Regions from separate parts of the Homo sapiens genome. Here region 2 is linked to region 1. The links are chromatin loops, found by intact Hi-C in ENCODE. Cell type or tissue: heart right ventricle. All regions are shown on one strand. Links, peaks and the distances in the headings refer to the core of each region. The heading gives the core; the rest is flanking DNA. Region 1 holds the start of CHLSN-AS1 (CHLSN antisense RNA 1). Region 2 overlaps CHLSN (cholesin).

Region 1 (15,155 bases), core at 2,960-10,959:
ATTAGCCAGGCGTGGTGGCGCACGCCTGTAATCCTAGCTACTTGGGAGGCTGAGGCAGGAGAATCACCTGCACCCAGGGGGCGGAGGTTGCAGTGAGCTGAGATTGCGCCACTGCACTCTAGCCTGGGCACGATGGAGCGAGACTCCATCTCAAAAAAAAAAAAAAAAAAAAAAAGGAAAGAAAAGAAATTGACTCCATAATTAAAGCCTTTCTACAAGGAGGGCTGCAGGCCTAGCTGGCGGCACTGGTGTTGCCCCTCAGACGTTTAGGGAAGCAGTAACTTCAGCCCACAGACCGTTTTGGAAAGCTCTGTGTCTCAGATGCAATGATCATATCTAATTATGAAATGTGTTTAATCATATGCCTAAGCGCAGAAGCAGAACGCACAGCCCTTCCTTGACTGGACCCCATTTGACCCTGGAAATCCGAGGAGCAGTCGTGGTCCCGTGAGTGTGCAGGGCCTGGCAGGGCCAACCGGTGTCTGCCCCACTGCGTGTGTGCAGGGGCATTCATGAGCTTCGCTGCAGTCGTGCGTGCTTTGGACGTTTTCCGTGCCCTCCTCAGCACACGGGCTGCAGATGGGGAGTGGCGAGAGAAGAAGGGCAGCAGAGGCACCGTGGGCGGGTCAGTGTGTGCTGACCGTGGGCAGCCAGGATGCTTACGGCTCCAGGACCATGGGGAGGTGGGGGCACTCTGTGTGCATGGGAGGGTCTGGGTATCGGAAGGCCATCTTGGATCCCCGCTTAGGCCAGAGTCTAAGGTGTCTATGGATGCCTTGCCCAGGGCTCTTCCATCCTGAGCGCTGGGCCCCTCCCCGCTCTTCCCCTGTGTGGCTGGGTGACTGTTGGGTGCCACTTGCCCGGAGCTGCTTGGCTCTGTCCTGCAGCCTCCCCACGTGTGCCGACCAGGTGCAGAGCCTGTGCTGCGGCCGTGCGGCCTGGGCCTGGGGGTGCAGTCTTGGGTGCCGAAGCCCTCCTTCTAAGGTGTCCTAGGCTGGCTCCGCTCAGGTGGGTGAGTCCCACAGGGGCAAGGCTGCCTGTTGTATGTGGTGTCGCCCGCAGGCATGCCATTCCACCTTGTCCCATGCTGGTGACACCGAATGTGGTCACTTGACTGAGGTGGGCGTGCATCATAGGACTTCCCTGGCAATGCGTCCTGTGGCGACGGTGCCCTCCTGACCCCTCCCACCCGGTGCCTTTGCGTCTCCTGAACCTGTTCCTGCCCAGGGTCTGTGGAAACAGTGGCTTCTATGAAGACTCACAGTGGTACTTCTCCTCCCTCTCCCCTTTCCTCCCTCTCCTGCCTGCTTTTTGGAGTGTCGCTGTGGACTCATCAGTTTTTGTGGTTTTTAATGTATTGTGTGGCCAGTGGGAGCCCCCCAGCTGCCCCCACCAGTGCCCAGGCCCACCTCACATCAGCTTTTCTCCAAGGAGCTCTGGTCCTCTCAGCGCACCTGAGACTACCAGTGCTAGTGCCACAGAGCCCGGGGCCACAGCACCTTCCGGTTTCACCACTCACCAATGCATCGTTTATTAAAGTTTCTTTCAAAAAGAATTTTTAAGCCTATGTTGTTGTACAGCTGTTTCTCGCTTGCTTTTCTTGCCATTGCACCTGATCTGCTGCTGACGTGCGGGAGGGTCATTAAAAGATTGACTTAAATTTGATACCAGAAATGTCAGTGTGGCTTTGCTTGAACAGCCGCGTGCGGGGCCTCTATGAGTGGAATCCAGTCTCATGGCCCCCCCATGGCTCCTGTTACCCTGGAGGAGGCTACTCCATGAGGCTGGCTCCGGTGGCACTGCCTCGGGGCTGCATGTACATGTGTGTGCATGTGTGTGCATGTGCGTGTGCACGTGTGTGTGTGCCCGTGTGCATGTGCCCGTGTGCGTGTCTGTGCTGTGTGTGTGTGCATGTGTGCGTGTCTGTGCGTGCTGTGTGTGTGCGTGCATGTGTGTGCACGTGTGTGCATGTGCACGTGTGCGCACCCGTGTGCATGTCCGTGTGCACGCGTTGTGTGTATATGTGTGCACGTGTGGATGTGTGTGCATGTGTGCACGTGCGTGTCCGTGTGCGTGCGTGTGCATGTGTATGTCTGCGTGCGTTGTGTGCATATGTGCGTGCATGTGTGCGCGTGTGCGTGTTCATGTGCTCGCGTGTGCATGTGTATCGTGCACGTGTGCGTATGTGCGTGCATGTGTGTGCATGTGTGTCCGTGTGCGTGTTGTGTGCGTGTGTGCATGCATGTGTGCATGTGTGTGCGTGTCCGTGTGTGCGTGTTTGCGTGTGTGCACGTGTGTGCGTGTGTCCCTGTGCACGTGGTGTATGTGTATGCATGTGTGCATGTGTGCGCGTGCATTCGTGTGCCCGTGTGCGTATGTGCGTGCATGTGTGCTGGCCGGGCAGAGGGGCTCCTCACTTCCCAGTAGGGGCGGCCGGGCAGAGGCGCCCCTCACCTCCCGGACGGGGCGGCTGGCCGGGCGGGGGGCTGACCCCCCCACCTCCCTCCCGGACGGCACGGCTGGCCAGGCGGGGGGCTGACCCCCCACCTCCCTCCCGGATGGGGCGGCTGGCCGGGCGGGGGGCTGACCCCCCCCACCTCCCTCCCGGACGGGGTGGCTGCCGGGCGGAGACGCTCCTCACTTCCCAGATGGGGTGGCTGCCGGGCGGAGAGGCTCCTCACTTCTCAGACGGGGCAGCTGCCGGGCGGAGGGGCTCCTCACTTCTCAGACGGGGTGGTTGCCAGGCAGAGGGTCTCCTCACTTCTCAGACGGGGCGGCCGGGCAGAGACGCTCCTCACCTCCCAGACGGGGTCTCGCCGGGCAGAGGCGCTCCTCACATCCCAGATGGGGCGGCGGGGCAGAGGCGCTCCCCACATCTCAGACGATGGGCAGCCGGGCAGAGACGCTCCTCACTTCCTAGATGTGATGGCGGCTGGGAAGAGGCGCTCCTCACTTCCTAGATGGGATGGCGGCCGGGTGGAGACGCTCCTCACTTTCCAGACTGGGCAGCCAGGCAGAGGGGCTCCTCACATCCCAGACGATGGGCGGCCAGGCAGAGACACTCCTCACTTCCCAGACGGGGTGGCGGCCGGGCAGAGGCTGCAATCTCGGCACTTTGGGAGGCCAAGGCAGGCGGCTGGGAGGTGTAGGTTGTAGTGAGCCGAGATCACGCCACTGCACTCCAGCCTGGGCACCATTGAGCACTGAGTGAACGAGACTCCGTCTGCAATCCCGGCACCTCGGGAGGCCAAGGTTGGCGGATCACTCGCGGTTAGGGGCTGGAGACCGGCCCGGCCAACACAGCGAAACCCGGTCTCCACCAAAACCAGTCAGGCGTGGCGGCGCGTGCCTGCAATCGCAGGCACTCGGCAGGCTGAGGCAGGAGAATCAGGCAGGGAGGTTGCAGTGAGCCGAGATGGCAGCAGTACAGTCCAGCTTCGGCTCCGCATGAGAGGGAGACCGTGGGGAGAGGGGAGAGGGGAGAGGGGAGAGGGGAGAGGGAGAGCTATTTATTGTTTTTTGAGACGGAGTTTCGCTCTGTCGCCCAGGCTGGAGTGCAGTGGCGCAATCTTGGCTCACCGCAACCTCTGCCTCCCAGGTTCAAGCGATTCTCCTGCCTCAGCCTTCTTCGTAGCTGGGATTACAGGCATGTGCCACCACGCCCAGCTAATTTTGTATTTTTAGTACAGACGGGGTTTCTCCATGTGGTAAAGCTGGTCTCGAACTCCAGACCTCAGGTGATCCGCCCGCCTCGGCCTCCCAAAGTGCTGGGATTACAGGCATGAGCCACCGCGCCCGGCCTAAACGTGAGACTTTTAATGACGGTCTTGCAAGATCGGGTGTCTGGTGGGCAGGCACACCCAGCACGGTCACAACAAGCCATTTATCCCCCAGTACGCAGGCCCCTCCCCCGGTTCCTCACAGGCTGAGTACTCTGGGGTCACAGTCTTCCCGGACATCACCTATTGGTTGTCGGGCAGGGGCTGTAGGTGTTTTTTTAGGGTTGTCCTGCTGCATTTTGTTGCAGCCCACAATGCGTTGCAATCCTAGTCAGCTCAGGGGCTTTTCAGGTATTTGACTTATGACCTAAGTAGCTGGGCAGACTGATAAGAACAGACAAAACAAGCTATGTTGCAGACGAGTAAAACTTTCGTCATAGACTAAAAGTTTTTGGGTCAGGTGAAGGCAACTAAGCGTTGGGGGGAAGACTGGGGATGGGGAGGCCGACAAGCAGGCATCGGCAACCCAGGCAGGGGCCTGGTCTTCTGTAGCTTGCTGACCTAAGCAAGCAAGACACTGTGTCTTGGAAGTGGACCACTGTGTACATTATTTCCTTCACTGAGAACTGATTTTGCAAAGCCGAGTTTGTGTGACTGTGGAGGGCGAGTGTCCACACCAGGCAGCGTCCAACTCAGCGCTGTTTCTCAGACTGATGTCCCGGGGACAGTCACAGACCCCCGGGGCTGTCCTGCTCCCTGCCGGGTGGCAGTGACCATGGGGATGTGCATGAGGGCTCTAGGTCTGAGGGGTGGTTTGTCCAAGGTCATGGTCAGAGCCAGGACTGACACCTGGGTTCCAGCCTCCGTGCCAGGGGTGTGGCGTGAGCACCACGAGGGGAAACTGGGGACATGTGACACACTGCAGCGCTGAGGGGCCCTGTTCTGAGGAGCCAGTGGAGACCTGAGGACAAAGCATCCGTGTCTCAAGGCTTTGCCCTCTGCTAAGGTGGGCACTGCAGGGACCCCTGAGCTCCACAGAGAAGCGGACCTTACTGGGAGAGGAGCCTGGTGCGCAGGACCGTTGCTGGGGCCGCAGCGTGTGCTGCAGCGTCCAAACGCAGCTCTGGGTTTGTGACTGAGCATGGCGGTGATTCTGCCAGAGGCGGGAAGCCTCCCTGGTGTGCACTCCAGCCTGTGTGAAAACTGTGCCCCAAACCCTCACCTCTGGGGTGCACTCCAGCCTGTGTGAAGACTGTGCCCCAAACCCTCACCTCTGGGGTGCACTCCAGCCTGTGTGAAGACTGTGCCCCAAACCCTCACCTCTGGGGTGCACTCCAGCCTGTGTGAAGACTGTGCCCCAAACCCTCACCTCTGGGATGCACTCCAGCCTGTGTGAAGACTGTGCCCCAAACCCTCACCTCTGGGTGTATTCCAGCCTCCAACAGACTGTGCCCCAAACCCGCACCTCTGGATGTACTCCAGCCTCCACCAACAGACTGTGCCCCAAACCCTCACCTCTGGGGTGCACTCCAGCCTGTGTGAAGACTGTGCCCCAAACCCTCACCTCTGGGGTGCACTGCAGCCTGTGTGAAGACTGTGCCCCAAACCCTCACCTCTGGGTGTATTCCAGCCTCCAACAGACTGTGCCCCAAACCCGCACCTCTGGATGTACTCCAGCCTCCACCAACAGACTGTGCCCCAAACCCTCACCTCTGGGGTGCACTCCAGCCTGTGTGAAGACTGTGCCCCAAACCCTCACCTCTGGGGTGCACTGCAGCCTGTGTGAAAACTGTGCCCCAAACCCTCACCTCTGGGTGTATTCCAGCCTCCAACAGACTGTGCCCCAAACCCGCACCTCTGGGTGTACTCCAGCCTCCACCAACAGACTGTGCCCCAAACCCTCACTTCTGGGGTGCACTCCAGCCTGTGTGAAGATTGTGCCCCAAACCCTCACCTCTGGGTGCACTCCAGCCTCCACCAACAGACTGTGCCCCAAACCCACACCTCTGGGGTGTACTCCTGCCTCCGCCAACAGACTGTGCCCCAAACCCTCACCTCTGGGATGTACTCCAGCTTCTGCCAATAGACTGCCCCAAATCCTCACCTCTGGGGTGTACTCCAGCCTCCGCCAACAGACTGTGCCCCAAACCCTCACCTCTGGGTGCACTCCAGCCTCCGCCAACAGACTGTGCCCCAAACCCTCACCTCTGGGTGCACTCCAGCCTCCGCCAACAGACTGTGCCCCAAACCCTCACCTCTGGGGTGTACTCCTGCCTCCGCCAACAGACTGTGCCCCAAACCCTCACCTCTGGGGTGCACTCCAGCCTTTGTGAAGATTGTGCCCCGAACCCTCTCCTTTGGGGCATGTGGGGCCTTCCCTCGTGCCGGGCTGGAGGCTCAGGCTTAGGGATGGGCATCGGCCTCCCCAGCAGGCCCCTGGCAGACAGCTGGGGACGCAGTACCAAGGGTCTGGGGCTGGTGGTCTGGGAGCCTCTGGGCATCCCGTGGACAGACAGGTAGGAGGGCAGGTAGGTAGAGGGCAGGTAGAACCCCTCGTCCCCCCTTCTCTCCTCCAGCTTTTTCCACGTTGAGGTCTGGTCCTGGACTTCCCAACTTACTGGAAGGAATGGCCCGGGATCCTGGGACAGTTTGTAGGGAAGGGAAAGGCTGTTGAGCAGGGCCCCCCGCCGGGAAACAGGCAGTATCCTCCGCTCCCCTGTCCCTCAGCATGGCCCGGAGCTGGCATCTGTGGGCCACGATGGGCCCCAATTAGCCTGGCCCCAAATCTGCTAGGCGGCGTCCAGGCGGCGTGGGGGTCCCGTAGGAGCCCCGCCGGATGCGCAGACACCTACGGCCGCACCGTTGCTGCGTTTGTCGGTATTTTTCCCATTCCGGTCCCCTTCTGTGGGCCTGGGGAAATTCTGGGGGAGGGTGGGCTTTCTGGGCCGGGACCCCGCAGCGCCATGGAGCTTGTCCAGGAACAGAACCGGCGCATTCTCCTTGTCCTCCAGCCGCCGGCTGCCGGCGAAAGCCGTGGCGGGAACTCACCGAGTCGTGTCGGCCCCATGCCGCCTATTGAGAGGCATCCGTGCCGGCCGCGCAGGGCTCCCTCTGGTCCAGGCGCTCTGGTCCTCGGCGGGGCCCCTGCTCTCCTGGTGGGGCCCTGAAAGTGACGGCACCCCGACGGCCACTGGAGGGAGCTCCAGAACCGAGCCTGCCCTTGAGGCCGGAAACCGCGGCTGGCCCTGGAGCTGCCTTTGGATCGCGGAGTATTAAAAGTGCCCGCACTTGAAATCTTACTGCGTGTCCTGAAGAGAGCCCTGTCCCTTTCCCATGAGATGCTGAGCCGTGATCTGTACTCGGGAAGCACACAGATCTCCTGTCTCCACCCTGGCGTGTTCTGACAGGTGCAGCCGCTGTGTCACCAGCACCCCGGCAAGGGAGACCGCCTCCGTCGCCCCTCCCTGGCCCACGCCCTCCCAGACCCGGCCCTCGTCGCCGCTGTGTCGCTGGTGAGGTGGGTTCCCTGCTCTGGAGCTGCTGAAGAGGCTCCAGTACTTTGCACGTGCTCACATCTAGCTGTGTCCCCGCAGCTGCATGTTTTGTGAGGTTCACCCTGTTGCCGCGCCTGTCCCCGGTGGGTCCATTTCGCTGACGAGTAGCATTCCTTCGATGCGCAGGCCACATCTGTTTATCTGTCCACCTGTTGATGTGCAGTTGGGTTGTTTCCAGTGTTGGGCTCTTATGAGCAAAGCTGCCGTGAACATTTGTATACAGGTGCTTGTGTGGACTTCCGTTCCCATTTTTCTTGGGTAAATGTCTGGAATTGGGACAGCGGGGACAGATGTTAACCATGTTTAATTTTGGAAGTGGCTGCCAAGTGGGGTACGTTTTACCTTCCTCCCACCACCTCAGCTGCACACTTAGTGTATGCCAGTTGGCTGGAGCTGGGCAGGAAGCCAGCCTGTCCAGCCTTGGGTCTGGAGAGGGGCCCCAAGGGGTGCCGTGGCCCCTAGAACAGGATGGGGCCATGTTTCCTCCTGCCCAGGGCCTCATCGTTTCTCAGACTGGTGCTGGGAAGAATCTTCGTGCCCCAAGGGGCTCTGCAGAAAGCGTCCTGTGATGATTAGGGTTGGACAGCGGGGAACGCTGTCTTTTCTCTTTAGAAGCCTTAGTGTGTGTGGCACAGCTCAGATGTCCTGCAGAAAAGAATCGGATGCTGCTCGCTTGACCCGGCGTTTCCCACCCTCCCTCCTGGGGCCTTCTGTGCGCCCTGAGTGTGGGGTGGGCTGGGGCTTCTGGAGCCCTGGAGCCTGGCAGCAGGGGCTGCTCACTGCTGTGGGACCCTCTGGGCTTCAGTCTCCCTCGTGTCCATGGGGCGTCCCCCAGGGTCCCTGCTGGCCCCACATCCGACAGTCTGGGGCCAGGTGACTCGGCCGAGGGAGGAGTCCCTGCACCACGCTAGTTTGGGTGGATGCAGGGCTGGCTCTGGAGACTCAGCCTTTGTCTGCCGGTGCCTTTCAGGGTGACACTTGAGCTTTGAGCTTCGGTTCTCCTGTGTGAGGTCAGCTCGGGATTCCCTCCCTTCCTCTCAGGAGTCAGGGTGTTGCGTTTAGGCGCTGTGGGAAGCTCAGGGTCAGGGTCTGGAACCTGTCAGTGCCCCTGCTCCCCACCGCTGTTCCTTCTGCCCTCACCTTCCATGTCTCCTGCTGGGGGCAGCCTCCCTGCACAGCGTCTCCTCAGAGTCCCTGGAGCAAGGTAAGCCTTGTCTCCCTACAGAGCCACCATCTGCTTCCAAGAGTGGAGCCATCGTGCGTCTTTCCGGGGCCTGTTCTGTGGCTGCTAAGGGCCTGGTCTCCCCATCTTCACGTCACAGCCCATCAGGACCCGGCGCTGTGTCGGGTCTCCTACCCTGCAGCCGACGCGTGTGAAGCCTCTTCCGGTCACGGTGTTCCCGGGGAGGAGACAGACGTGTGTGTTTGTGTGTGTGCATGCGTGCTTGCATATGTGTGCATGCTTGCACGCATGTATGTGTGTGTGTATGCTGCCTGAGGCACACACATCTGTCTAAAGTTCGAGATGTTGAAGTGACTCCCTCCCCTCAGAGGCTGCCAGTTTTGAGTGTGGCTAGTCCCCCTGCCCCCCACCTCTGCAGAGGGAAGAACAGGCTGTTTCTGAGGGGTCTTCCATCTTCCAGGTGGGGACTTGCGGAGCTCTGACTTCTCTGTGGTGTGGTAGAGCTCGCCCTTCTGTGGAAAGAGAACAGCACAGGTACAGGGGTACAGTTAGATTAAGGAGCCGTGGCAAGGGCCCACATTCAGATCAAACCAGGAAGGACCTTACATCACTTAGAAACGTGGGCAGAATCCCTAAAGAGGCGCTTCTTTGGAGAGGCCAAGACGTCATTAAGATGGGAAATGCCTTAATCCTCCCCTGGCTTGGCACAAAATACCAGAGACACATGGCACCAAGGGCAGGTGAGGACGTGAGACCACACTTGGTGAGCGTGCGCGGCTGAGGCTGTGTCTGCCCGAGGAGTGCCCCACGCAGGGGCCCATGGTGGGCGCTGGGAGACACGGCAGAACAGCGCCGCTTCGTGCACGAACGCCTGAAGTTGGAAACAGTCCCCATGTTTGTCAGCAGCAGAGTGGACCAGTGAATTGTAGTGCCTGGAACCCGTAGGACACGGGACACGGGAAAATGACGCACACCCCAGGAGCAGCACAGGGAGCCCGTTTCTCAGGAGCACCCGATCAGTCACAGAGTGAGGAAGAGAGCCAAGGCAGTGAGCAGAGGGAAAGCCAGGGGCTTGCTTATGTTGCCAGACCGGCTGCCAGCCCCTGCCCAGTCCTTGTCCCAGCCTCAGGACACCTCCCATCTGTACCCAAAGATTTGCTGTTTGGGGACAGCGTCGCGTGGAAGCCCCAGATGTGGCCGGGGTCAGCTGGCAGTGTCAGAGCTGTGTTCATCTTGTGGTCCCCCAGCGAGTCAAGGTGGCTGAGCAGGATGGGGCGTGGGTCTGTGAGCGATGCCAGAAGACACAGGATGGAGGAGCCCAGAGAGAACGGAGGGGGCAGGTCAGATGCACTCACACGCTCAGGCTTGGCAAAGCCAGGCAGGCCCAGAGCGATTCTGTAAGGGTTAGGGTTCAGATGAGGGTGTTGAGGGTTAGGGTTAGGGTGGTTAGGGGGTTAGGAATAGGGTGTTTAGGTGAGGTTTAAGTTGGTTAGAGTTAGGGGTTAGGGGTAGGAGTAGGGGTACATGTGAAATGGGCATGTTCACGTTATGCTTCCTGCCTAGATTCTCTGCTCTTCCTTCACTTCCCAACCTGACGGAGTGCGGACCGTGCGCACCGCCATACAGCTCTTGCCAGGCTGCCCTGTGCAGCAGGGCGGAGGCAGGAACGTGTGCTCTCACTTCTGCCGGAATCCTTGGGAGGGCTGCAGGATACCCCAACACCTCAGTTCCATCCTCAGGGCCACAGAAGCCCTCAGGGGTGTAGTCAATGGTGACTTTATTCTTATTTTTCTGGGAGGAGTAACGCCTGTGTGGGGCAGGCCTGCTCCTTCAGCCCGCGTGGCTTACTCCTTCGCCAGCAGCCAAGGTACTCCCTCTGCTACCGTTTGAGACGTGTGGAGACATGGTTTGCGTGCCGGGCGTGTGTGAAGTGGAACCACTCCTGGGTGATTGGGTGGACAGAATTTCTGCAAAGAGGAACTACAGAGGGGTAACCGAAAGTATTAAGACGTACAATTCGAGGGGAAATAACCAATTTTATGATACTTTCTGTTACGGTTACTATTCCTGCTTTCCCTCTGTCGTGTGCTGTGTATGAAAGAAGACGTGTGTAGATTTCCTGATCTCTTCGCCACAATTCACACTAGATCCAGCTTCCTACAATAACTCTTAGAACTTTAATGAAGTGAATCTACAACTAAACTCCCTTTCTGGAATCTTACTTAAGGAAGCAGGGCAAGGTTTTTTTGTGGATAAACAAAAATAAGATGAATGATTTTTGAACTATAGTAGTCAAGAAGTGTTGGTAGCAATATCATTGACCCTGGGACGTCACGCGCTGAAAAACTCGCATCCTGGTGTCTCACAAACTGGGGAAGAATTGGGGAGTTGGGCAGACGGCTGCCTGGAAGAATTAAGCAGTTGGAGAGATGGCTGCCTGGAAGAACTAGGGAGTCGGGGAGACGGCTGCTTGGAAGAATTGGGGAGTTGGGGAGATGGCTGCCTGGAAGAATTGGGGAGTCGGGGAGATGGCTGCTTGGAAGAATTGGGGAGTTGGGGAGATGGCTGCCTGGAAGAATTGGGGAGTCGGGGAGATGGCTGCCTGGAAGAATTGGGGAGTTGGGGAGACGGCTGCCTGGAAGAACTGGGGAGTTGGGCAGATGACTACCTTGACTTTTTACAAGTAGCTCCTTTTTCTGCCCCGAGTGGCTCAAGTTCTTGTGTTCTGTGTGTGATGAGGTGAAGGCTTTGGGAATCTCTCAGGGGCGGCAGGAGGCTCAGGAGGTGCCGAATCTTCCCAGGTGAAGGCAACATAGAATATAGATGAGCAGGTGTCTCAGGAACAGTCAGCGACGCAGCTCCTGGGAAGCAGCCACAGAGACTGGCGGGAGCCTGGGGATGAGGACGGAGGCCTTGGCGCTCAGTGGAGGGTCTCAGGCAGCAGAGGCTGGCGGGAACCTGGGGATGAGGAGGGGACTCGCTGGGTAGGGGGTTGGGGCAGGCCATGGTGCACAGTGAAGTGTCTCAGGTAGCAGGCGAGGGTCTGCGCTGGAGGCATGTGCCTGCCCTGTGTGGGGCCCACCAGGAACAAACAGCTGACCAGGCAGCAGGGTGTCCCTGGGGCCCTCCACAGGGCCACCCAGCAGGGTGGGATGAGGGGTATTGAATGCAGGCCAGTCCCTGCAACAGACCCACAGAAATGAGCCAGTTTGCACCCAAAGCCACTGAGAAATTGAAATAGTGATTTTAGGCCCCTCCTGCCTTTGGGGAGGATAGTTGGATGGTGTAATTCCCGGGCAGAGGCAGCCCAGTGCCACCCTCACCTGTGTGTGGGGTCCGCCCCTTTCCTGGGAGCTCAGCGTGGAGCCAAGGGGGGCTGGAAAGTATCGGCCAGGAAGAGGGTCTCCTGGTTCAAGCACGGACACCCCACCCTGCAGAGCTGGGCTGCAGGGGTAGGAGGGTTGGGCTGACGGCGCCAGCCGCTGGGCAGGGTTCTGTGGGCTTGTGTGATCACTTCCTCATCGGATGCCAGGGTTTCCGCGCAGGCATGGAGATGGGAAGCCCAGGACCATCAGAGACGCGGCCCTTACACCAGCTCCGGCTCCAGAGGGACTGGGAGGGAGGTCAGGCCTGCGGCTTTAAAGGTTCACACCTGAAAACCAAACACTGACAGAAACAGCTCAGAAAACTGTTCTCTAATCCCACGGCTTAGGAGCCTGTCCCGCGGGTCTGAGCTCCCCGCAGGAGCCACCCAGAGCCGCGTCCTCACGAGGCCGACTCTGACCTGCTTGCAGCACGTGATGAATAATGCCAGTGACCTCGTGGCTGAATTCCCAGGAGACTGGGACCAGAGCGTGACGTCCCCACGTCGATGGCTGCAAGGTGCCACTCCCCCCACCCTACCCCCACTGTCCCTGGGGCCGGGCATACTCAGAATTCCAGCGCGTTCAGGCTGTGGGGAGGAAGTGTGCCACAGAACCCCGGGGCGCTCAGGGCAGCTCCCACAGCCACATCGCCCGTCTTCAGAAGGGGTGGGGTCCTCATGGACATGAAGCTCTCACACCCCTTCAGGTCAGGGATCGCTGCCCAGTGAATTTGCCGCAAACTTGGGGGGAACATCTTCCTGTTTTCAGAGCTTTGTGGGCTTTAGAATTGGAGGTAGGGGATTGCAGGCCTATACTTTAATCCTAGAAAATCGGGGAGAGGCGAACAGATGGTGGGGAGGAATGGGGGCTTTTCTCACGGCCACATTTTAAAGTAGATGTTTTACAAAATCCCAATGGGTGGAAGGTCTCCAGCCAGGCTGACGAGGAACAATTGCCCCTGACTATAGACCCGCCTCACTAAGACCCGCCTCACTACGGACCCGCTTCACTACGGACCCGCCCCACTACAGACCCGCCCCACTAAGACCCGCCCCACTACGGGCCCGCCTAAGACCCGCCTCATTACGGACCCGCCCCACTAAGACCTGCCTCACTAAGACCCGCCTCACTAAGACCCGCCTCACTACGGACCCGCCCCACTACAGACCCGCCCCACTACGGACCCGCCTCACTACAGACCCGCCCCACTACAGACCCGCCCCACTACGGGCCTGCCTAAGACCCGCCTCATTACGGACCCGCCCCACTAAGACCTGCCTCACTACGGACCCGCCCCCCTAAGACCCGCCCCGCTAAGACCCACCTCACTACAGACCCGCCCCACTACGGACCCGCCTCACTATGGACCCGCCCCCCTAAGACCTGCCTCACTAAGACCCGCCCCACTAAGAACCACCTACTGACCCGCCCCACTCGGGACCCGCCTCACTAGGAACCGCCTCACTACCGACCCGCCCCACTAAGACCCACCTCACTAAGACCCGCCTCACTACAGACCCGCCCCACTACGGACCCGCCCCACTATGGACCCTCCTCACTGCAGACCTGTTCGCTCAAGTGGAACAGGCCGGTCCGGGCCCCATCTGAGGCTGCGAGGGCCGCGGAGATACGGATGCTGGTCCCAGGTGCCTTCGGAGCTGGCCTAAGGTTCCACCCTGGCCCTCCCACCAGACCCCGTGTGACACAGCCTCCAGCCCTCTGTCCCCTGGGGGCCCTTCAGCTCTGGTATTCAGTCAGAAATCCTAACACACCTTTCTTTTGTTTATTTATATTCTTTAGTTTTGTGCACACTTTGAGGAATTGATTTAGGACAGGTTCATACTGAAAAAAACCTCAGCTGATGTTATCTGTGGGGGCTGGGGAGGGTGTCAGGGACATTTGGTGGCTGAGGAGAGCGCGTCACTGCTATTGAATAGCTCCATTTAACACCAGCCATGTCTCCGCGTCTCAGGCACTTCTGTGAAATGTTCTCAGAACCCTGTGGTGACTGCGGCACACCCGGCAGGCCTTGCTAGCACACGCCGCCCACTGGCAGGGCCCGGCCACCCTGGCTGTTGCCATTCTTTCGTAGGGTTTTGTTCATTTTACTATTTGTCATTTTTCTAGGAAACATCTGTTTTTGTAAAACAAACAAGGGGGAATCAAGTATTTTAACCACAAAGTATAAATACTGGCTCTAAGCTTTCATCACTTCATTGACAAACTGAATGCTGAGGAGGCTGAAGGCGAGGAGGCTTTTGCGGATGTGGACCTTGAGCTGCGTGTTTGGGAGACGCACAGGCCTCGGGGAGACTCAAGCCAGATGCCAGCCACGGGGACCACAGCCTTGGCCCAAGAGTGGCATTTGTGGGAAAAAGGAAACTTCAAGAAAAACACCCCTCCTGCTTCTCTTCCAGCAGCTCGTCTCCTTCTGGAAGGATGTGGGGAGCGTCCAGGGTAACTAAGTGCTCTGCGTCCACCAGAGTCACGTCTCCCCAGGAGGGCTGGGCCGCCTACGCCAGCACCTGCTGCACCCCCATGTGGTCCGGGGAGCAGTGCCGGTCCCCGCAGGGCAGCTTTTTCATCAGCCGTTGGAGCTTGCTGGGGAAGCTCTGGTTCATGTAGCGGTAGAGAAGTGGTGTCACAAAGCTGCTGGAGAAGGCCAGGAGTTTGGAGAAATCCTTCACAAAGTGCAGTAGCCCCAGGTAGTGTGCGTCCACGGGCTTCCCTCGCGAGATGATGACCGTGTGCCCCAGCAGGATCAGATAGTGTGGCGTCCAGAGCCCAAACTGCGTGCACACGGTGGCCACCAGCAGCCTGTGTGCCGAGGGCTCCAGCCGGCCCGTGTCCCGGTCCAGGGGCGTGTCCTCCCTGCGGACGCGGGAGAGTAGCACCAGCGCGTAGAGGGTGGCCAGTGCTGGCACCACGTAGCCGATGAACACCAGCGTGGCGTCGGCAGCTTCTGCGTTCTGCATCTTGGCGCACTCTAGCGCGCGGGTGGACACATGGCTGCAGATGTAGAAGAGCAGCGAGGAGAAGCTGGTCAGCAGCGCGCCACCCCACACGAAGCCGCACACGTGCCGCGTGTTGTACACGCTGGCCATGTAGGTCCGCGGCAGTGCACGCTCGATGTAGTGGTCGAGGCTCAGCAGGGCGGTGGAGTACATGGCCACCAGTGAGGACACATTGAAGGGGATCTGCAGTGCCACGTGGACTTCGCCGCCCACACTCCACAGCGCCCACCGGGAGCTCGGGGGGCCGAGCAGGTGCACAGGGGCCAGGGCGCTGAGCACCAGGCCTGCCACTGCCATGTTGACAAAGTACACGTCCGGCA
Region 2 (15,155 bases), core at 4,592-12,591, 53 kb after region 1:
TATTTTTGCCGCATGCTTTCTTTTAGTGCGCTGTTTGTGTATGGTTGTTGGTGAGCTGTGGTTTCTGTCTGGTGACAAGTAGGGAGGGGTTAGGGGGGTGGTGTCCTGCCTCCAGCCGACCTGCCGGGGTTCCCAGAGGGCACTGCGGTGGCAGCAAAGCCAGTCACACTGGGGCTGGCAGATTGTCCCTCTCCCATCCAACAGCATGGGGAAATGATTGATGACTGACAGCTGCTGAAGCCCTACTCCTGTGCGGTGGATGGACAGTGCTCCCTGGGGTCCCAGCTCCAACTACTGGCATCTTGTCAAAGCAGCAGCCCAGGTGGCCACCACTGCCGATCAGACTTAATGGATGAAGACAGGAAGGCTGGGCAGAGCCCTTCAGCTTCCGACTCTGGTTCAGTCACTGAAATCCGCAATATCATCTCTGTCAAGGTCAGGTCCTACTGCCACGATGAAAAGGCTTCTGGGGAAGAAGAAAGAAACCTGCCCCATGGGTGCCAGCCTGGAGGTCCACACTAGAGGTCCCTGCTGGGAGATCCTCAGCCTGGAGGTTCCCAACCTGGGGGTCCGTGCTGGGAGGTCCCCAGTCTGGAGGTCCCCAACCTGGAGGTTCTTAACCTGGTGATCCCCAACCAGAAGGTCCCTACTGGAATGTCTCCAGCCTGGAGGTTCCCAACCTGGAGTTCCCTGCTGCGAGGTCCCCAGCCTGGAGGTGCCTGCCTGAAGGTCCCCAGCCTGGAGGCCCTGCTGGGAGGTCCCCAACCTGGAGGTACCTGCCCGAAGGTCCCCAGCCTGGAGGTACCTGCCTGAAGGTCCCCAGCCTGGAGGCCCTGCTGGGAGGTCCCATCTGAAGGCTCCACCTGGTGGTGTCTTTCGTAACCCCAGTCCCCAGCTCTGCTGTATCAGGACGTTACAAACGGCCTGATTGCCCCCAAGAAAGTCGAGGGGTCCTGACCCCTGCACTCCTCCGTTTCACACAGCCTGGGGAGCCCAGAGGAGCAGGACATCCAAGGCCCAGGCCGTCTGCAGGGGTGGTCAGCAGACGGCAGTGATGGGCTGGTGTCTGCCCCTGAGATCAGAGGTGAACAGGAATGGGAGCCTCTGTTTCCTGCAGGTCCTCCCTGCTCGGGAGGTGGGTTCGGTAAGGGCTGGGTTTACTGTCATTCATTTCCTTACATCATCTTGGTCTTAGCTGTGTGAGACTAGCTGTCCCTGCAGTCTGGGAGGGGTTGGCCTGTTCCCCAACCCGCTACAGCCCCCTTGTGTGTGGTATCCGCCAGACATATCTCGATAGTGGGGGCTCCAGGTGGGGGCGCCGAGGGGCCCTTGGGTGGAGACGCAAGATGGGGCAGCGGCTGGCGAGAAGCGAACCTAGGGGGCTCCTCTCTGGGGCCCAGGAAGAGTTCTTGGAGAGGCTGTCCTGGCTCTGACAGGAGAGCGGGCCTCCCCTTTGGTGGGCGTGCTGGGCGGGGCCCCAGGCTGCAGGAGGACTGTGATGGGAGCAAGGGGTGCCCCCTCTCTCAGGGAGCCCCAGGAGGGCAGAGGCTGCAGCGCGTGTTCACAGGACGGGAGCATGAGGGAATGCACTCCGCGGCGTGGGAAGAAACAGTCGTGGGGACCAGGGCATCGCACGCGGGGCCTGCCGCATCCATGCACTGCTGGGCCTGGTGCCCGTGTTCCCGCAGAGCAGCAGACACCACCACTCCGCCGGCCCTTGGATCTCTCCTCAGTGGGAAGAGAGGCTGGGGACGGGCCGGCCACCTGCCGCCTCGCTGGACTTCTGCCCTGGGATTCCTGAGACGAGAGCCGAGCGTCCTAAGCTGCCCTCGTCCAGGTGCCCCGTGGCCTCCCTCGGGAAACGCACTGTAGCTTGGCCTCCGGGCCGCGGTCAGTGCCTGCGGGCCTCTGGGTCCAGGCTGTGGGAACTGTCCACTTCCTGGGAGGGCAGGAGTGAGAGACCTGAGTGGGTGACCCCAGGCAGCCCCAGCCCCCCACACTCCATCAGGAGAAGAGGGGTCAGGGCCACAGCCAACCAGTCTCCGCTTCCTGCTTGCTTCCCACCGCCTCTGCCCATCTGGAAGCCCTGGCTGCAGTGGGGGCCCTCCTCGTGGTGATGGGCCTGGAGGTTCTTGGCGGCCACTGGAGCTTCCTGCAGCCACTAGGCCTGCGCAGCCTCCCCTCTGCCCACAGGGCAGCCCCACGGCCACCTCCGCTCTGTGGTTTGCCTTCTTGGACTCAGGGCTTCACTGTTTTGAAAAGCCCGGGTGCTGCAGTGAGGACCCCGCTCCGCATTTCTGCCGGGAGCTGTGAGCAGCCAGGCCAGCCTCCTCACGGTGCCAGGAAGCCTCTCCTTCTGGCCCAGAGCAGCAGCTGCCCCTTCCAGCATTGACCGTGGGTGATCAACAACCTGGCATGGGGGCAGGATTTTCCCTATAGAACCATTGAACAACACGGACCTGTCAGCTCAAGGTACCTTCTGGCTTTGCAGGTGGCTAGAGATCCATGCAACCACAGGTGGGCCTGGTTGGGCCCCTCCAAACCCTCACCCTCTTCCTCCCTCCCTTTCACTCCCCCCCCCCCGTTTTTTTTTTTTTTTTTTGAGACAGAGTCTCACTCTATTGCCCAGGCTGGAGTGCAATGGCGCGATCTTGGCTTACTGCAACCTCTGCCCCCCGCGGGTTCAAGCAGTTCTGCCGCAGCCTCTCGGGTAGCTGGGATTACAGACGTGCACCACCATGCCCGGCTAATTTTTGTATTTTTAGTAGAGACGGGGTTTCACCATGTTGGCCAGGCTGGTCTCGGACTCCTGACTCAGATGATCCACCCACCTCGGCCACCACGCCCGGACCACTCCCCAGTTCTTGACAAGTCTGCAGTTCCTGCACTGTCCTAGACTATGGAACACCTGGGAGGGACAGAGAGCTTGTCCTGGGACCACCAGCTGGACGAGCCTATCACCCACCCCCGAGGTAGAAGACCTGGGGCGCAGCCCTGATCTATTGATTTTTTTTTTTGAGGGTCTCACTCTCATCCAGGCTGGGGTACAGTGGTGTGATCACAGCTCACTGCAGTCTCGAATTCCTGGGCTCAAGCCAGCCTCCCACCTTGGCCTCCCAAAGCACTCAGATTAACATGTGTGAGCCAGTGCACCTGAGCTCCACCCTGATTTACATAAAGACCACACTCTGGGCTGGACCCCACCCGCCCGCGTGCACACCTCAGCTGGAGCCCACGCCAGGTGCCTGCTCCCACTGGGCAGGAAGTGCGGACCTCCGAGAGGCACAGGCTGGGCCTGCTGGCCATGGGTGTGCCCATCACGACTCCCTCGTCATGTCTCCTCATCACATCTCCTCTCTGCTCGGGGCCAGGCTCTGAGACGCCACAGGCTGATGGCCGGAGCCAGGCGGACTTTGAGTCTGGGTCTGAGATGGCTCCACGTGTACAATGCACACTGGTTTCAAAGCTGTGGAGTGAGAAGAAAGACGTGCTTTCGTTAGTCACTTTTTATATGGGTTACCTGTTGAAGGGGCAACCCCCTGTTCCTGTAGGGCCTCGGCTCTCACTTCCTGACTTGGACCCCACCCGCCAAGCCCTAGTGTGCGTGTCCTGGGCCTGTGCTTCCTGCCTGGTGGGAGCTGGTGCTTAGCCAGGGCTCAATGGAGAGAGCAGAGATGATGGCAGGGGTATGTGTGCACGCGTGTGTATGCGTGCTCGTGTGAGTGGGGATTTCTGCCTAGGGTGTGGGAACGTCTGAGCCCCGTGGGGACTTTGGGTCATTATTTAAATTTGGGCTAAGTTCTACTAGGTCTTCTGTCACCTGCTGGAGTTATTTTCTTTCTGCCACATTTTAGAAAATAAAATGCACCGAACAAACATGGGGTGTTCCTACCGCAGCATGGGAAAGGCGAGGCGCCATCCCACCAAGGCGGGTGTGGTTTTGAGCCCTGGATGCTGGGCCCCAGAGCGCCTGGCCTTGTGTGCAGTGGGGGGCGGGGGCAGAGAAGCCCCTTACCCTGCCGTCCGCAGCTGCCCCTTCCCCGCCGTCCGCGGCTGCCCCTTATCCCGCCGTCCGCGGCTGCCCGCGGCAGTCAGTTCACGTGTTGGGGTGATCCCACTGGAGAAGTCTCCCCTCCAGGAAAGTTCGTAAGCATTGAGTCCGTGTCTTGTTTCCCCAGAAGAAGGTGCAGGAGGGTGTGTAGCTGTCTCGCTGTCCTCCACCCCGCTGTGTGGAGCCCTCCCCACCTCCCCTGCCATCCAGGGATGCTCCCCAAGGGCCCGATGGCAGCGACACTGGAGCCCTGGCCCCGTCACCCGGCTGACATCGTAGGACAGCAGCGCCTGCCTCATGCACACCATCCCCTGCATGGCTACTGGACGGGGTCCAGGCCAGGTGACCCCTTCACCCACACAGCAGGGCACGGCAGGCCAGGCTGGTGGTGTCCTTCCCTGCAGCCCCTTCACCCGCACAGCAGGGCACGGCAGGCTGGGCTGGTGGCGTCCCTCCCCGCAGCTCCAATTTGAGCAGGGAGCTCCTTATCTTCCCTCTGAGAGACAGTGGGTCCTTTCTCTGCCATTCTTTGATGCAGCACGGCCACCACTTCCCCAGGGAGCCTGAGCCTGGGGCCAGAGGCAGAGGCCCAATGCCCACAGCCTGAGGTGCTCTGGGCCCGCGTGGCCCTCAGACCAAGGCTTCCGAGTGGTCCGGGCTCTCCGCAGACCCCACACCCTCAATGACATGCACAGCAGAGGACCAGGGTGCGTGGGTGGGCGCTGCTGTGTGCTGCTGTGTGCTCCTGTGCGCTGCTGTGCGCTGGTGTGTGCTGGCGTGTGCTGCTGTGCGCTGGCGTGTGCTGGCGTGTGCTGCTGTGTGCTGCTGTGCGCTGGCGTGTGCTGCTGTGCGCTGGTGTGTGCTGCTGTGCGCTGCTGTGTGCTGTGTGCTGCTGTGTGCTGGCGTGCGCTGCTGTGCGCTGCTGTGCGCTGGTGTGTGCTGCTGTGTGCTGCTGTGTGCTGTGCGCTGCTGTGCGCTGTGCGCTGGCGTGTGCTGCTGTGCGCTGGCGTGTGCTGCTGTGTGCTGCTGTGCGCTGGCGTGTGCTGGCATGCGCTGCTGTGCCCTGGCGTGTGCTGCTGTGCGCTGCTGTGTGCTGCTGTGCGCTGGCGTGCGCTACTGTGCTCTGGCGTGCGCTGCTGTACGCTGCTGTGTGGTGCTGTGTGCTGCTGTGTACTGGTGTGCGCTGCTGTGCGCTGGCGTGCGCTGCTTTGTGCTGGTGTGTGCTGCTGTGCGCTGCTGTGCTGCTGTGCGCTGCTGTGTGCTGCTGTGCTGCTATGTGCTGGCGTGCGCTGCTGTGTGCTGGCGTGCGCTGCTGTGTGCTGGCGTGCGCTGCTGTGTGCTGCTGTGTGCTGGCGTGTGCTGCTGTGTGCTGGCGTGTGCTGCTGTGCGCTGGCGTGCGCTGCTGTGTGCTGCTGTGCTGCTGTGTGCTGCTGTGCTGCTATGTGCTGGCGTGCACTGCTGTGTGCTGGCGTGCGCTGCTGTGTGCTGGCGTGCGCTGCTGTGTGCTGCTGTGTGCTGGCGTGTGCTGCTGTGTGCTGGCGTGCGCTGCTGTGTGCTGGCGTGTGCTGCTGTGTGCTGCTGTGTGCTGGCGTGTGCTGCTGTGTGCTGGCGTGTGCTGCTGTGTGCTGCTGTGCGCTGCTGTGTGCTGCTGTGCGCTGCTGTGTGCTGCTGTGCGCTGGCGTGTGCTGCTGTGTGCTGGCGTGACACCGGAGGGGGAGCGTGTTTTGTCTGGGATCCTCATGTGACACCTCAGACACTAGATGGTCCTGCCCAGACAGACGCCGGTCCAGGGTCACTGAGGGGCGTCAGGAGTATTTCCGTCTGGTCAGGTGACATCAGTGTCACATGGGCATTGCTCACAGAGGGGCCCCTGGAGGAAGGAGAGTGGCGGTCAGCACTCGATGACCTTTGGCCTCGCTTCACCGTGGGTGAGGAGCTGCCCACCGAGGAAGCCCGGGCTGGGTGTTGGGATGCGCTCCTGCCTTGGTGCCTCCACGAGGGCTGGGCATTAGGGGCCCACAGGCCGCAGCTTCAGTCCCTCTGGCCCTCTGGGTTAGTCCTGGCCCCGCCCACCAACCCTCTGGGTTAGTCCTGGGTCCTCCCTGCTCTCCTGGGTCAGTCCTGGGTCCTCCCTGCCCTCTGGGTCAGCCCTGGGTCTCCCCACTCTGCCCTCCTTTCTTAGGTGAAGGCTCTGCTCCCTTAGACTTGGGGGGAAACAGGAAGGTCTGGCTGGAACAGATGACTTTTTCTAAACCCTGAGTCCAGAGCGGCGTGGATGCCTGTGGGCACTGGCAGCTGACAGCTTGCATGAACCCAGCCTCTGCAGGGGCTCCGATGGCCCAAACCCTGTTCATGAGACAGGGACTTGCACATTCCTCCCTGAGCCTCAGGTTGACAAAGACCTGCTGGTGCCTGGGGGATGGGGAGCCCACACCTGCTCTCATGCCCGGGGGACGGGGAGCCCACACCTGCTCTCATGCCTCAGGGACAGGGAGGCCACGCCTCTTCCCGACCCCACCTCTCTTTCCTCACCCCTCAGCCCCCCCAAACAATTTAGCAGGGACCCAGGAGCCACCCAGGTCACTTCCCATCACACCTCCCTGGTGTGAGGCCACGGCTGGGGAAGGTCATTCCCAGGCTGGAGAGACTGGGCAGGGGTCACTGTCCTTTTGGGCTGTTCTCAGAGCCCACAGCAGCCGTGTCAGGCCCTGCCCGGCAACGCGGCCCCCACACAGGACCTGCTGGACCAAGGCTGCCTGCTCCTCCCAGCCCTGGGGCTCTCACCGCACAGCCTGCACACCTGTGCTCACTGCACCGTCCCTGCAGGGCAGGGAGGGCCCGCAGGCAGGAAGGGGCTGTAGACAGAATTGGTGCTCGGATCTGAGAGCTGGGCTCAGGCCGGGACAGGGTGACACCAACCGGAACGCTGCCGTGGCCGGATCGCTGCCGTGGCCGGCGGCCAATGTGGCCCCCTTCTCAGGGCTCGTTTCTGTGCATGTGGTGTTCACAGTCATCACTTAGGAAAATTCGGAACCGTGGAGATTGGTGTCCAGTCCAGGGACCTGGTGCCAGAGCCAGTGCCAGGCTGGCTTTATGGAGCCCCGCGTGTTTGTCCCACGTTTCCTGTTGGCTTAAATTCACAAACCTGGGAAATGATGATGGTTTTTATTTTTGCCAGTTCTTTTTGTTGGGGTATGACTAGCACGTTACCCACCTTGGACATCTCCAGGAAGAGCCAGTGTGTTGTGGCGAAGCCTCACGCTGGGGAGCACGGCTCACACAGGGCCCGTGTCACACAGATGGACGGGTGGGGTGGGCGGAAAGGAGCTGTTGGGTCTCTGCTGCCTCAGTCGAGTCTACGGGAACCTTTTAAAATCAAATTAGTGTCATTTCTTCTCTGTGTCTCTTGCCAGGAGTTAAAGGCATAAAGGAAAAACATAGTTTTCATGCAGTTGTATTTTCTCAAACAGTGTCAGCTTCTCTGTAAGAATCTCACGGCTCTCTTCTCTGGAAGGTGCTGTGGCAGCTGATCCACTTTGCTCCTCCCAGCCTGTAGGGTTTGGCTTTGTGGTTTGTTTTCAGTGTATTTGTTGAGTACAGTGAACATTTTCATTGCCTGATGGTAAGGATTTCATGTTTGACTGCACGAGTGCCGCGTTGCTTGAGGTAGCCTGTGGAAGTGTCCATGTTGTGAAATACACAGCGTAGGTGCAGTGACAGGCCCGCTGGCCGCCTCCCCATCCCAGTCCTCGGGGTCGCAGTTTATCTGTGTGGGTGCAGGTCCTGCGTAAAGCTTTTCATGCACATTGAATTGTTTTATGCATTTTCAAATGTAATCCTCAAGACATCTAACCGCAGGAGACAGAATGTGTGGCTGGAATTTTTATTTTTCTGTACTTCATATGAGTGTCTGTATTTCATCAAGTCTGAAATGCTGAAGACTGTCCTAGCATTGAGATAGGGTGACTGTACTTTTGTACGACTTTCTGCTTGCCCTGGGATGGTCCAGAGACGCCGGCTTTAGACATCACACGTCTGTGACAGGCCGGTGCTTCCTTCCATGAGGCCCGTCCCATCTGTGTTGGAAAGCCTTCATGTTAGGAGAGAGACTCTTGCCCTGACAGCGTCGGCTCAAAGCCGCCCACAACACCTCTCCCAGAAGAGTGGCCCCAGACTGCAGGGTCTGTGGGGTGGACACTGGGCCTAGAGGGGCTCCAGGGGGCCCAAAGTCTGCCCCTTCCCAGAATCCTGGAGCCGGCAGGAGCCTGGAGTCACCCCTGGCTGCTGCGCCAGGCTTTGCATCCTAGGCCTGAAACTCAAGTCCCTAGAAGGGGCCCTCACAGGCTTTTATTTGACACTGGGATTCTTTTAAAAATTTTTTGGTGTGTACTTAGGTAATTTACAAGCCCTTGGGGCAACTTTGGGAGCTCTATGTGATAGTGTCAAGTTTGTTAAAAGTATTTGCTAATTAAACCCACGTTCTTATTTGCTAGTGAAACCCGCGTTCTTTGGAGGGTCGGCACGTGGGTGGCAGTTAGAGAAAGTTCTCCGCTGCTCGTCTGTGGGTGACAGCCGTCCTACCTTGCTCACCTGTGCTCTCCGGGCCAGACACTGTGCAGGCCAAGCAGAGCAAGCAGCAGGTCCCGGCATTACCACGCCCGATCCTGGCGGCCCCACCACCCTCCCGCGCTGCTCCCATTCCCCACGACCTGCCGCGGCCTGTGCCCTCCAGCCTGCCTGGACCTGCTGCCTCCCGCCCCCTCCAGCTGCACACCCTCCCGGGGCCCGCCTGTGTCATCCCAAGATAGCTGAGGTCGCTCACGTCGTGGTCACAGCCTTGGGGAATTGCCTGGTCCAGGACAGTGAGCGCGAGCATAGGGCGGCCGATGGCACGGAGTGGAGCCGGCACCCCCAAGGCAGCGAGCGCGAGCACGGGGCAGCCGATGGCGCAGAGTGGAGCCGGGCACCCCCAAGGCCCCTGGCTCTCCGGGCGCAGCACCCTCACTCCAGCTGCCCCTGCGTCTTCTGTTGAGGCCCAGCACAGAAAGCAGGAGTTTGGAAAAGTTAAAGGTGCACCGGCCAGTGTCAGGCACAGCCCAGGGCAGTGGGTGGCACTCCTGAGCTTCCCACCTCGTGGCCACAGTGGCTCCCTCGGGGACACGGGAATTGGGCTGTGACTCCTGCCAGGTCGGGAGCGCTGGTGGCCAGAAGCAAGAGTGGGTGTGAAGGAAGCTGTTTCCGCAGCATCCAGGCTGGTGCCTGACACAAGAAGCAGCCCTGCACCGGGCGCTCAGGAAGCCTGCGGGAAACAGCTGGGCCTGCGGGTCCCCGGCTTGGCCCCGATATGGGACGGCCTGGGTTCCCCTCGCCATCCACCCCAGGCCAGCGCCCACGTTGCTGTTGCCCACAGCCTTGGCCCCGTCCTCACCACTCTGGCCACCAACCTGGGACCCTACCACAGGGCCCTGCCCACCTGCTCAGGGCCTGTCCGGGTGCCCCACGCATGTGGGCTGACAGACCCTCGGCCACCGCGGCGGCCCCTGTGCAGCCCTAACAGTGTTATGGACTTTGGCCCGTGTGATCAGCCGTGGACTGCGTGGCCCATGGAGTGGGGGCCGAGGCTGGGCCTGTGCCAGGAGGGTTTTTACCTTTCAGGGCCAGTTGTTGTGCCTGCCCCGTTGGCGGCTGTGGGCGGCTGTGGGCCTAGGAGGTGAGCATGGAGCTGGTTGGAGCCGGTCAGTCACCAGGCTCCCCTGGGGGTGTCCACATCCCCACCATGAAAATCTTGCTCCCCAGAGCCCTGCGTGCCTGGCCTGGTGGGTCTCAGAGCTTCCTGCCTGTGTGTGTGGGCGGCCCAGGCCTTCCCACCGGGACTCTTCAGCCTCTCTGTGCCAGGCATCTGCCAGGGACGGTGCTCCTCGTCCCCCAGGCCCTGTCTCTTGCTGCGGACCCCTGGCAGGCTCTAGGGGTGTGGCTGTGGGTGTGTTGGCGTGTGTGTATGGTGTTTGTGGGTGTCTGTGGGCGTGTGTGGGTATCTGTGGGTGTCTGGGTGTGTGGGCATCTGTGGGTGTCTCTGGGTGTGTTTGGGTATCTGGGTGTTTGTGGGTGTCTGGGTGTGTATCTGGGTGTGGGCGTGTGTGGCTGTGGGTATGTTGGGATGGTGTGTGGATGTGTTTGGGTGTGTTTGGGTATCTGGGTGTTTGTGGGTGTCTGCAGGTGTCTGGGTGTGGGTGTGTCAGGGTGTCTGGGCGTGTGAAGGTGTGTCTGGGTGTGGGTGTGTCTGGGTGTCTGTGGGCGTGTTTGGGTGTGTGGGTGTTTCTGGGTGTCTGTGGGTGTTTGGGTATCTGTGGGTGTCTGGGTGTCTGTGGATTTGTTGGATGTGTGTGGGTGTCGGTGTGTGTGGTTGTATGTGGGTGTGTGGCATGTGGGGGTGTCTGGGCGTGTGGGTGTTGGTCTATGTGTGGGTATCTGGGTGTGGGTGTGTTGGGTATGGGTGGGTGGGTATGTGGGTGTCTGTGGGTGTGGGTATGTGTCCGTGTCTGTGGGTGTGGGTGGGTGAGTGTGGGTGTATGGTGGGTGTGGGTGGGTGTGGGTCGGTGTGGGTACATGGGTGAGGGTTGGGGGCTGTGTTTGGCTGTAGGGGTGAAGTCTGTGAATGTGTGTGTCTGTGTCGGGGGGGTGGGTTGCATATATATCTGTATGTAGGGGGGCTTGCCTCACTCTTCTTTGCTCTCCCTGGGGTGGGATGCGTAGGCGTGGGCTGTGCCCGGCCTCCCTTCCTGGAAGCTCCCGGTGGGCGCTGCCTGGTTGATTCCCACGCCCCTAGCTGTTTCCCTGGGCTCCTGGCCTTGCTCGGAGTCTACACTGATGTTCTGACTTTTCCAAAAAAGACGAAGCATGTGGACAGCGGCTGGGGTCACCTCATGGTCACCCCGTGGCCCGGCTGCCCCGGCTTTGACGCTTTGCACCGTCCTCTTCTTTTGTTAATGAGGGGAGGGTGGGCAAGACGGAGGGCCTGTGCTTTCCTGGCAAGATGTGGCTGGGGACACATTGTCACAGCGGGCCCTCTCCCTCCCTTGGGGGTCTTGGCCCCCTCCCTGTCCCCAGCCTGCAGCCCAGGGGGAGCCAGGCAGCCAGTGACCTGCCAGAAAGCAGCAGGCCCCAGGCACCGTCCTCGGGATTTGGGTCGGGTCTGGGGCCAGCACCTGGCCTGTGTGATAACAGACACCAGCACACCTTCAGCCCTCCCTGGGGGCCGGCCCGGATCTTCCCACACTGTGTGGGGTGGGGCAGGACCTCACAGAGCCTCGGGAGCCGGGAGTCTGTGGGAGGTGGACCACGGGGGTGGGGAAGGGGCCTCTGGGCAGTTAATCCTGGCACCTGGCGCCTGCCCGCAGGACTGGCCATCCTCATGTGACCTGTCTGTCTCTTCGTCGTAGCACAGGCTTAGCAGGATGGTGTCGGCTGGGGCCAGACCCAGTGCTTGGGGACAGAGCTTTTGGCCACTACTGAGGTGAGGGTGGGCTCGGGAAGCCCCAGGCAGCGCACCCGTCTCTGGATACCCTCCATCCCCGAAGCCTAATGTGTTCCTTGACTTTCAGGGCGAAGCTGTGCTCAGGCCCGGGCTGGACGCAGAGCCAGAGCTGTCCCCAGAGGAGCAGAGGGTCCTGGAAAGGAAGCTGAAAAAGGAACGGAAGAAAGAGGAGAGGCAGCGTCTGCGGGAGGCAGGCCTTGTGGCCCAGCACCCGCCTGCCAGGCGCTCGGGGGCCGAACTGGCCCTGGACTACCTCTGCAGGTGAGCGGCCCTGCCCCACGCGGTTCTGTCCCGGACGTGCGTCTCAACCCCTGCCTGAGGGGGTCGAAGCCTTCACTCGCACACACTGTGTGGAAGGTTCTAGAGCAGTGAGGTATGAGCGTTCATGCCAGGCCTGTGCTGCCGCCGCTGCCCTTTCTGTCTGAATGGCCCAGAGCCTTCAGGAACTTTCAGGGGCGGCAGCAGAGCCGCTGCCCGTGCAGGGGTTGCCTGGAACTGTGCTTTTAGAAATGGGTCTGATGGTGAACCTTGCCCCAGGTGTACGTCACCACAGGAAGAATCCACGGGCCTGGGTGCTGCTTGGACGTGGGGGTGAGGAGGAGGGAACTCGTGGTGGCCTTCAGCCCTCACTCACAGTGACAGGAGGCGCCACTGCCACCCAAGAGCGGGAAGACGGGGATTGTGGGGTGCTGGGCACAGGGTGCCATCTCCCTGGCTGCCTGCGGCGTGGCTGGGTGGATGGTGCCTGCGGCGTGGCTGGGTGGACGGTGCAGGATTGCAGGGGTCAGAGGCTTTGGCGTGGGCTCCACAGCCTTGCGGGCTGTGGCCACCTCCCCGGCGCTTACCAGCACAGGCTGCTGCCCGTTCCTGTCCGTCTCCCTGAGTGCTGACTGCACCTAGAATAAGGGGTGTCACGGCGTCCACGTGGCTGGCTTCCTCAGAGACAAGAACTGGGTCCCTGTGATGAAGTCACCCTGAGGGGCAGGGTGTCCTGTGGGGGCACTGGCCCTGCCTGGGAGGACAGGCTCCAGCCGCACCTCTGTGGGAGGCCCTCGGAGAGATGACCTCCTCGGAGAGATGACCCCCAGTGTGGCTGTGCAGCTAGCGGAATGAGCAGCGGGGCCTGCGTGGATGTGCACGCTGCGTGCACGTGCACGTGTACGTGTGTGCATGTGTGTACGTGTGTGCATGTGTATGTGTGTGTGTGTGCGTGTATGTGTGTTCGCATGGGTGTGTGTGCACGCATGTGTGTTCGCATGAGGGGGTGTGCGTGTGCATGTATGCGCATGTGTATACGTGTGTTGTGTACGTGTGTGCATGTGTATACGAGTGTTGCGTACACGTGTGTGCGTGTGTTTACGTGTGTGCGTGTGTATACACGTTGTGTATATGTGCGTGTGTACATGTATACACGTGTGTACATGTGCGTGTGTGCGTGTGTGTTTATGCACGTGTGTGTTTATGTGTGGACATGTGTGTTGTGTGTGCATCCCCAGGACGGTCCTCCACCTACAGGAGAGGGGCTCTTGGCTGCCCTGCACCAGGCTCAGCGCCGGGCTCAGGAAATGGGGATGGGGGCAAGCCTCCTGTTTCTCGGAGCTGAGGCTGCCTTGGGGGTCATAGAATGAGCTCAGCCATAGCGTTGGGTGGATCCGGCTGGAACCAGTTGAGTCATCATGGGTCTCTGCACTGGTCAGTTCTCTGGGAGGCTTAGCTTCCCTCTCCCTGAGGAACGTGGGGCTGAGGCCAGGTGCCCAGGGCTACCCCAAGAGCTCTTTCTTGCTCCAAGAACGCGCTTGGCCCAGGGGACCCAAGGTGCTGGCTGTGGTGTGAGGCTGCTGCCTCCTGCGCTTGCTCCTGCTTCTCTGCAGGCAGGGCCACAAGCCACCGCAGGGTCAGTCGCTGTAGACAGAGAGGGCTTCAGAGGCCGTTAGTGCAGCGTCTCGAGCCCAGGTGTGGGCAAGGTGTGGGCTGGGCAGAGCAGGTGGACACAGGCCTGGAAGGTGCCAGCCGCAGGAATGGACTGTAGGCTCCCTGTGGGAGGCAGAGGGCGACTGGGGCCTGCAGCTGTGCCACCTGCACCTTGCCTGTCTCCACTGGCAGGTGCCTCGGGGCGTGGCTGTTCTGGACCTGCCCTGATGCCTGGGGTGGGCGGGGTTTGTCCGCCTTCCTCCCCAGGCCTGCCAGCACCTTCCGCTGCTCTCAGTGTGGACTGTTAGACAAGGGGGACGTTGGGGACGTGGGCAGGAGAGGGGGGACCATCCGCTCCACCACGTGGCTGCCACTCCCTGGTCTTCACCCTGGAGGCGCCCTGACTCCCCTCCCATGATCACACACCCTCCGAGCACCCCACGGGAAGGTCCTGAGTGCCTGGGAGCATGCCCTGCTCCTGTCCTCAGCCTCACCCTCCTCTCCCCCTCTGGGACCTTCCCGTGGCCCCCTCATGCTACTCGCAACCCCCCAGCGGCAAGTCCTGTGCGGAGGCACTGTGTCCTGCGTGTGGGAGGAGGGGGGACTCTTACTTCTCAGAAACAAAGCAGCCCCTTCCCACAGGAGCTTCTTCCAAGGCCTGGGATCCACACACCAGGAGGCCAGCCACAGACACGGGCACCCCGGCAGGAGCTTCTCCTCTTTCCTGGGGGTCTCCAAGGGTGCCCGCAAGCCCAGCCGCATCTGGCTGCCAGATCAGAGCCCACGTGGATGTGTGGAGCCCACGGTATCCCTGGCAACTCAGGGTTTTCCAAAGAGAGGGAGCCCGGGGATTCCCACAGGGGAGTGTCCTCAGCCTGGGGGCTGCTGGGGACCACTGGCCACGCCACGGCTGGCCCACCACAGAGCCCCCAGCCCAGGGGCAGCGGTGAAGGTAGGTGCCCGAGTTGTCCTCCCCCTGCAGAGGCCCTGGACTGGGACTCAGGAAGGACATGCTGGCCGCCGTGGCCCATGGCCATCTTATGGGCTTTCCACGAGGGGTTCCTCCTGGAGGCAAAGCCATCTGCAGCCAGGTGGGCTGTGTGTGGAGGAGACCCCGGATTGTTCTGGTGAGCCCTCATGGTGGAGAGTTTCCTCTCATCTCTCTGGGAGGCACCCCACCCATTCCAGGATGCCCTGGGGGTCTCCCCTCCAGATCCCCCGAAGGCTCTGCCCCCAAGACACGTCGACCCAGCGCCCGTGGGGTCTTCATGCCCCGTCCCTAGAACCCGGGTCGCAGGCTGGGCAGCATCCCCACACGGTGACCTTGGCCTGTGACCTGTGACCATACCCTGGGCTGTTCTTGCATCTCAAGGGTTCATCTTCTCTGCAGCCTTCCTGGGGTGCTCCTGGCTTTGTGTGAAGCTGGGGCTGGTGGGAGCTGTGCAGCAGGGCTGGGGAGAGGAGGGTCCAGAGGGTGGGATGGGGGATTGTGGCCGTCATGCGCTCTTTCCCTGCGCTGTGGCCGTCGTGTGCTCTTTCCCTGCAATGTGGCCATCGTGCGCTCTTTGTCTGCGCTGTGACCGTCATGCGCTCTTTCCCTGCAGTATGACCGTCGTGCGCTCTTTCCCCGCGCTGTGGCCGTCGTGCGCTCTTTCCCCG

What was found. Peaks named below come from ENCODE experiments on the same cell type or tissue, not always from the same donor. Only the 100,000 strongest peaks of a DNase experiment are listed, where the experiment ranks them.
Region 2: it touches region 1 in a loop (2.1-fold over the local background); 30 of 110 quality-filtered maps call a loop at or near these places.

The regions. Positions count from the first base shown.
Region 1 is chr7:1,057,697-1,072,851 of GRCh38, reverse strand. All of the region lies in intron 2 of CHLSN (cholesin), which reads left to right. It overlaps CHLSN-AS1 (CHLSN antisense RNA 1), which reads right to left and starts at 7,121. Exons shown (of 3, transcript NR_187853.1): 1 at 6,768-7,121. GPR146 (G protein-coupled receptor 146) reads right to left here. Exons shown (of 2, transcript NM_001303473.2): 2 at 13,591-15,155. The coding sequence ends at 14,335. RefSeq lists enhancers at 1,487-2,269, 2,270-3,053, 6,979-7,148, 10,279-10,448 and a silencer at 8,205-8,499. In heart right ventricle, for the core only: CTCF peaks have their summits at 6,696 and 6,910 (motif pointing right); a DNase peak (open chromatin) is centred at 6,911; H3K4me3 peaks cover 796 bases.
Region 2 is chr7:1,006,641-1,021,795 of GRCh38, reverse strand. CHLSN (cholesin) reads left to right here. Exons shown (of 5, transcript NM_001318252.2): 3 at 11,653-11,846. Among named protein-coding and RNA genes, the nearest start is that of MIR339, 8.8 kb to the left of the region's middle. In heart right ventricle, for the core only: no CTCF peak of the experiment used is centred there; no DNase peak of the experiment used is centred there.